2 separate regions of the Mus musculus genome follow, and region 1 is linked to region 2. A link is a contact called in ENCODE Hi-C data. All regions are on one chromosome and are shown on one strand. The core of a region is the stretch at or near the end of the contact, and the rest is flanking DNA. Distances in the headings are between cores, read along the strand shown.

Region 1 (3,117 bases), core at 438-2,937, 1.7 Mb after region 2:
ACAAGTGATGAGCAGTGAGAGACCCTGGCTCAGAAAACGATGTGGAAAGCAATGGAGGGGAAGACCTGTTTTCATTTCCTTTCTGCTTTTGTGATAAAACACTGACCAAGAGAAAAGGACCATTTGGTTCATGCTTTCAGATCACCGCCCGTCATTGGGGAATTAAGGGCAGGAACTTGAAAGAGAAACCATGGAGGAATGCTGCTTGCTGTATTCCTCACAGGCTCATACTTAACTGGCTCTCTTACAGCCCAGGACTACCAGCCCAGAGGATGGTGCTGCCCACAGTGGGCTGGGACCTCCTACATAAATTAGTAATAAAAAGAAATGCCTCATAGACATGCCCATAGGCAAACTGGACCTGAGCAGTTCCTCAATTGAGACTTCCTTCTCAGGTGACTCTAGGCTGTGCCAAAGTTGACAAAGCTCTGACAACTTCAGCCTCCATGTGTACATGCCCACGAATAGGAGGACACATATTGGGGCAACACAGAGAAAGAAGGGTGGTGGGGAGAGGGAGAAGAAAAACAGACAAACCAAAACATACAGTGAAATTCCCAATGATCTACTTCCTCCAAGTAGGCCCTTCTTCTGGAAGTTTCTATAACCTTCAAATAACGCCATCAAAGTTATTAACTGATCTTTGGATTAATTCATTGATTAAGGCAACACTCATTGTACAGCCACCTCTCAATGATATGATATTGCAGTTGAAGGCCAAGCCTTTACCTCGGAAGCCTTTGGGTGATACTTCAGGAATATTATGACAGGGATAGATGCAGATGAAAGCAACGCTGGGGTCGGTGCCTGCCCACACTTAGCTTTAGGTTTTAGGCAGGGTTTCAGAATCCGTTTCTGTAGCACTTTTATGGGAGACGGTTGGCAGGGTGCTGGTGAGACCTGGTCAGATGGGAGCAGACTTCTAAATGGGGGAAGGTAAGCAGAGAGTGTCAGAGCCAGTTCCCATCGGGGCATGACACCCTAATAAACATCAGTCCTCTGAGCCTATTCCTCCAGTGGTTGACACTGGCAAATAAGTCCATGTTTCATTAGCCCGCACAATGCCACGAACCCAGCCATAGGGAAGTGTGGTGAGCTGGACTTTTCTGCTCTCTAAAGCGTCTGGCTGTGTCATATCTTCAAATCTTTCCAGGGCTGATTGTGAAGCTCTGTTAATCACCTTACATTATGCTCATAGAAAAGTCTGGTGCCCTTTGGAGCTTCCGTCTCAGTCATGGAGACTTACTGAAGTCTTGTGAGCAGTCACTTGACTGGGATTAAGAGCAGAGTGACGCCTTGCCTGCCACACAGCCTGATCAGAGTCCTCTGCATTCAATGCTCTGAGAACCTGAGCATTCATTCTGCTTCCTGTCTGTACCATGTTTGATTGGCTAAGATGTCTTGTCAGAAAGCATGAAAATCTAGAGCATTAAAGGGTTCTTAACTCTGAATGTCAGCAGTGCTGGAGAGCGGGATGTTTTGTGCTATACAAGAGGCACAGAAGAGTATTAGAGCCACTGGCCAAAAGGCAGAGCCTTTTGCCTGTGATCTTTTTAGTGGTGATTCAACTTGGTGCCACATGAATCCCTGACAGAAACTTAGCCATAGCAGTAGAGGACCTGAGTGTGGTTCAGCCTCACCACTCAGGGCTGTCAGGCTCCTAGGCACACTCAGCTGCACTGCTGTAGGTCACATGCCTGTGTTGTAACAACCATGAGCTCATGCTATGTGGCAGCTGTTACTGTCAGGAAGAGACCTCCCAAACCTCTCCTACTCACTGATTCTGGGCAGGAAACTAGGCTGTGTGGCAAGACAAGCCTTGGAGACTGCTGTCACTGCAGGTAAAGGACAGAAAGGGGACAGCCATCAGGGATGGAAGCTAAAGGCCAGCAGTGCTCACCCCTCCTAGACACTTCATGTCTTTGACAAAGGCTCTTTAGTGGCATGCGACCCTGAGGAAGGACAGCATTCGCCTGATGCTCTCCTTAGTCTGTCAGTTAAGATTCCGGAGCGTCTGCATCTGTTCAGTCACTGCTGCAGGCCATGCAGGAGACCAAGTGGGAAGCCTCCGGTGGCTACTCAGAAGGTAAAAGAGCTTTCTGGACAGCACCTTTCAGGCAGAGGCATCAGGCCTAGAATATGGGCCTCCACTCCCAAAGCTAGCGTCTGACTGGTGGTTTAGGAAGAGAGCCTACTGGCCATGGATGGGGATGATGGGGAGTTGCCTAAGTTCTGAGCATAAGACCCCTTTGCCTGCATTCACATCCCAAAGGCATATGTCCTTTATGGTAATGGCCAACCTGTATAAAAAAACGTGACAGCCAGGTATGTGGTGGCTCAGACCTGTAATGCAAGCCCTCAGGATGTGGAGACAAGATTGCAGGAGTTTGAGGACAGGCTCAATAGGTTAGCCGTATCACCTTCCCTAGTTCAGTCAAGAAATGGCCCACAGTCAAGGTAACAAGGTTCTTCCTCTCCATCGAGGACAGTTGTGCTTTTCTGCTATCCCTAGGGGGAAACAAAGGAAACTATCTTGTAGTTGAGAAATTCCCAGCCATTTGCCCACAAGTTAAATTTCACTTAAGTACAACATGACCTGCATCCTCATCTCTCTCCTTTTGGTCATCCCTTGTCTTGTTTCATCAGTTGATTTTCCCACAGAGCCCATTCCTACCCAAAGACAGGGTGTGGGGACAGAAGATCCTGGTCTGAGTGCCAGCTCTGCTCTTTCATAGGCATGTAATCCCCAGCAAGTCATAGGACATCGGTAACCCATTGACCATCTGGGACTTATACAAATTCAGGTTCATGCTACCTCACACACCCATCTGGGACTAGACAGATAAGACCCAGAGTGTGGCAGGAGGGTGTGGAGGGCAACAGCTGGTGGGCAAGCCTAAGCACAGCAGCCAGCAGACGGAAGGCCACATGGTGACAGAAGAGCCAAAGGGAGCTTCCTTGTAGTCCCATCCCTGTGGGAGGTACCTTGGCTGCCAGCTAATGGTCACCGGTCACCAAGCCATCTTGATTTTAATAGCTTCCTATGTGGAAAAAAAACAAAACAAAACAGTATCTTCCCCTTTCTCTAGTATCAGTGGTGTTTCTGTCAATTCAGAG
Region 2 (2,930 bases), core at 107-2,606:
CTACACTACCACCAAGGAACACATTCACACCTGAAGCACACCTTCTGAGGCAACAAACTGAAACCTGAAATTATTTCTTCACACCCCACACAAAAAAGTTCCTAACTGAAATGACTAAGGATGCACGGTTTCAACAATGTAGGACTAACCTAGTCCACAAATGAACCCTAAGTGAATCTCCATCACAAGATTTTCAAATCCCACAATAATCCCTACCCATGAAAATCACAGCAGGAGTTGGAGACATAGCTCAGAGGATTTGGGAGTGCCTGGTATCCAATCCAGCAAAAAACACAAACCCAGTACACCCAGCAGCAGTTGCTTATATGGCTCTAAATGAACTGCACCTGTGATTGTAATTATTCTCAATAGCCTTATCCTAACTGTGACCCTCCTAAAAGTAGCCGACTGATGTTTTTCCTACAAACAAGGTTAACAGACTGCATGGCTTTTAACTACAACCAAAAGGCTCTGGCAATAGTCTGTGTTTCTACAGCATTCTAAGAACAGTCCGTACCACTAGTTCATCCACTTTCAGCATTCAATACTGCAACATAAGTTGTCATAAACCATAAAGGCATAAAGTAAGCAGGAGAAATCGGTAATACCGTTCTCCTGAGTACCCTAAAAGTAGGCATATTATTTGCAGACCTGAGAAAAACCGCTAAATAACTACCTCCACAGAGAGATAGCTAAGAGATACCAGCTGTGGTGGCAGATCAGTACACCGCGCAGCCCTATCTGCAACTGTGTGACCTTCCACGTCACTGGATGGTATACATTTAACAACCCGTCGATAAGTTTCTCCTCCATAAGCAAGGCTCTGGACAGATGACAGGTGTAATAATAAAAGCAGAAATGCACGCAAAGCATTCACTGCGGGGCCCACGACGTGCAAATGCCTACTGCATGTTAGCTGTCAGTCTTATGAGAAAGCAGATGAGCAGGAAAAGTAACGGCTGCTAATGTCACCCGGTTCTCAACTTCGCCTACTCCCACAAAATTTTCAGGGAGGCCGGCTTGGGAGAAAGATGGAAAGGAATGGGGGTCCCTGCTCTGGGAAACCAAAGTCCGTGGCCCCAACATCCCCGACAGCCCAGGAGACAGGCCGGGAGGAAAGCGCAGAGCTGCGGAGGGCGAGGCTCACACGGGAGGCTTCCCACCGGCCGCTGCGCCCGAGTAGCTGTCCCCGTCCTCCCTGCGGGATCGGCCCCGGTCCTCGGTCTCCACCCACGGCCAGGCGCCCGTCCCGGAGGTTACCAGGCAGAAGCGGCAGGTGGTTTCCCATGTTGTGCGCAGCGTCCTGCTGATCTCCCTCGCCGGCCATGTCTGTTTACCCGCAAAGGAGCCTGGGAAAGGGCGGTGCCGGCACGCAGGGGGAGGGTCTGCGATACGCCGCCGCCACGCTCCCGGGCCACAGCGCCCCCTGGCGGCTCCAACGAGGCGAGCCGAGAGCGGCACAGCGGAGCCAAATGAAGAGGACCATCTTTAAGGAGGACAAGAAACCCAAAGTTATCCATGACCCACTGACCCCACACAAGTTACACAGCTCCCTTCTCAGCCACAAAGACGTTTTGACAGGTGGGAAACCCAAGTCTGTGTTTTTAGTGTCCACTTGGAGCAAACACGTCCTTATACAGCATCCTCTTTTGTCTGGAAGTATGGACTGTTCCAGGGGCCGTTGGAATATAGCAGATTTTTAAAACGATTTCAGTAGCCCTCGGATATAGCCCCAAATTAACATGTATCAGTATGAAGCAAAGATTTGCAAGGACAAAAAAGGCTGATAATCACCTGGAAAATAAAACTGTCAGTATATAAACTAGCCTAGTCATAATGGCTTCACTAAGAGAAAAATGGATCAATGTATGGTAAAAAACAATTACAACATGCTAAAAGAAAGAGAATTGTCTAGCACTGGAGTTGTGGATGGATTTTTTTTTTCCAATTTTAAGAGTGTATACAATATATTTCTAACACGTTTTCACTGAAGAAAAGAAAATAATGGAATGACAAACGATATCTAAAGAAGGAAGTAGTGGTAGTAGGCAGAGAATAAGAGGAAGGAAAAAAAAGTAAACTAATGAATCTGAGGTTTGAAGACATTTTTACCCCAAGAAAAAAATGCTGCATTAAAAAAAAATTCACAACCCAAAAACACGTTGGAATGGTAACTGGATCCGATAGGCGTTTCCTATGGTGACCAACACATAGGCCAGATTAGACCAGATTAAAAGTAGGTAAAGGCATAGTTATCAGGAGGCAGCTCTAAGGGGAGTTCGCTGGTCTCACAGGTGGAGGTCAGTGAAGTCAAACACCCAGGTTTAAGCAACGTGACTTTATAGAGTTTTGGTGAGGAGTGATTACTTGTTGGTTAGGAGATGGGGTTGTTGCCCATACCTGGTTAAAAACTGATCCCCTGGCAGCCACTCTTGGGTGGGTTCCAGGAAATGCTGACATGTTAGCCCGGAGTTTTCTCCAAGACAGAGGTGGAGTTTTCACTCCGCGGTTGGGGATCAGGGAAGGAGAGTAGACTGGGTTTCCCAGCTTGTACAGGGGAAGAGCAGGGGTTCAGCCTAACACTATCAATTCCATATCACTCAGCCTTCTGTCCCTGAGTCACTCTGGCCTTGGCCAAGTCACTTTTATATCCCCAGGACTCAGTTTACCCAATGTTAAAACCAGAACGCAAATGTCCCAGATGTATTCCCTTTAATAGCATATACAATATTGATGCCTTTTATGATCGAGTTAAAAACAGCTGCATGAGCCATTGTAATGAGTTAAGGTGTTTTTCTCGCTAGTAAGAGGACAATTCAGGTCTAGACCACCAGAGAGCATGGAACATAGATGGTGACTGTTAAAGAGAGAACAAGAAGTTCAACCAAGTGATGAATGAATGTGCATAGCTGTACACACACACACATATT

Evidence for each region. A loop is a pair of places that touch in the nucleus more often than their neighbours do.
Region 1: a map of T-helper 1 cell shows a loop between it and region 2 (6-fold over the local background). The contact joins the enhancer-like site here to the promoter of Crbn in region 2. A Hi-C loop is called at or near these places in 2 of 37 maps with a recorded cell type or tissue (T-helper 1 cell and T-helper 17 cell).

What each region holds. Positions count from the first base shown.
Region 1 is chr6:108,526,489-108,529,605 of GRCm38, forward strand. The region is part of intron 60 of Itpr1 (inositol 1,4,5-trisphosphate receptor 1); the gene reads left to right. Gm44040 (a long non-coding RNA gene) reads right to left here. Exons shown (of 2, transcript XR_003956493.1): 1 at 2,675-3,117; 2 at 1-2,508. Among named protein-coding and RNA genes, the nearest start is that of Gm44040, 7.7 kb to the right of the region's middle. Within about 2 kb of position 1,688, at least 1 of the 3 ENCODE cell types and tissues checked has a DNase peak (open chromatin) inside an H3K27ac peak, as active enhancers do.
Region 2 is chr6:106,798,731-106,801,660 of GRCm38, forward strand. It overlaps Crbn (cereblon), which reads right to left and starts at 1,357. Exons shown (of 11, transcript NM_175357.3): 1 at 1,261-1,357. The coding sequence starts at 1,327.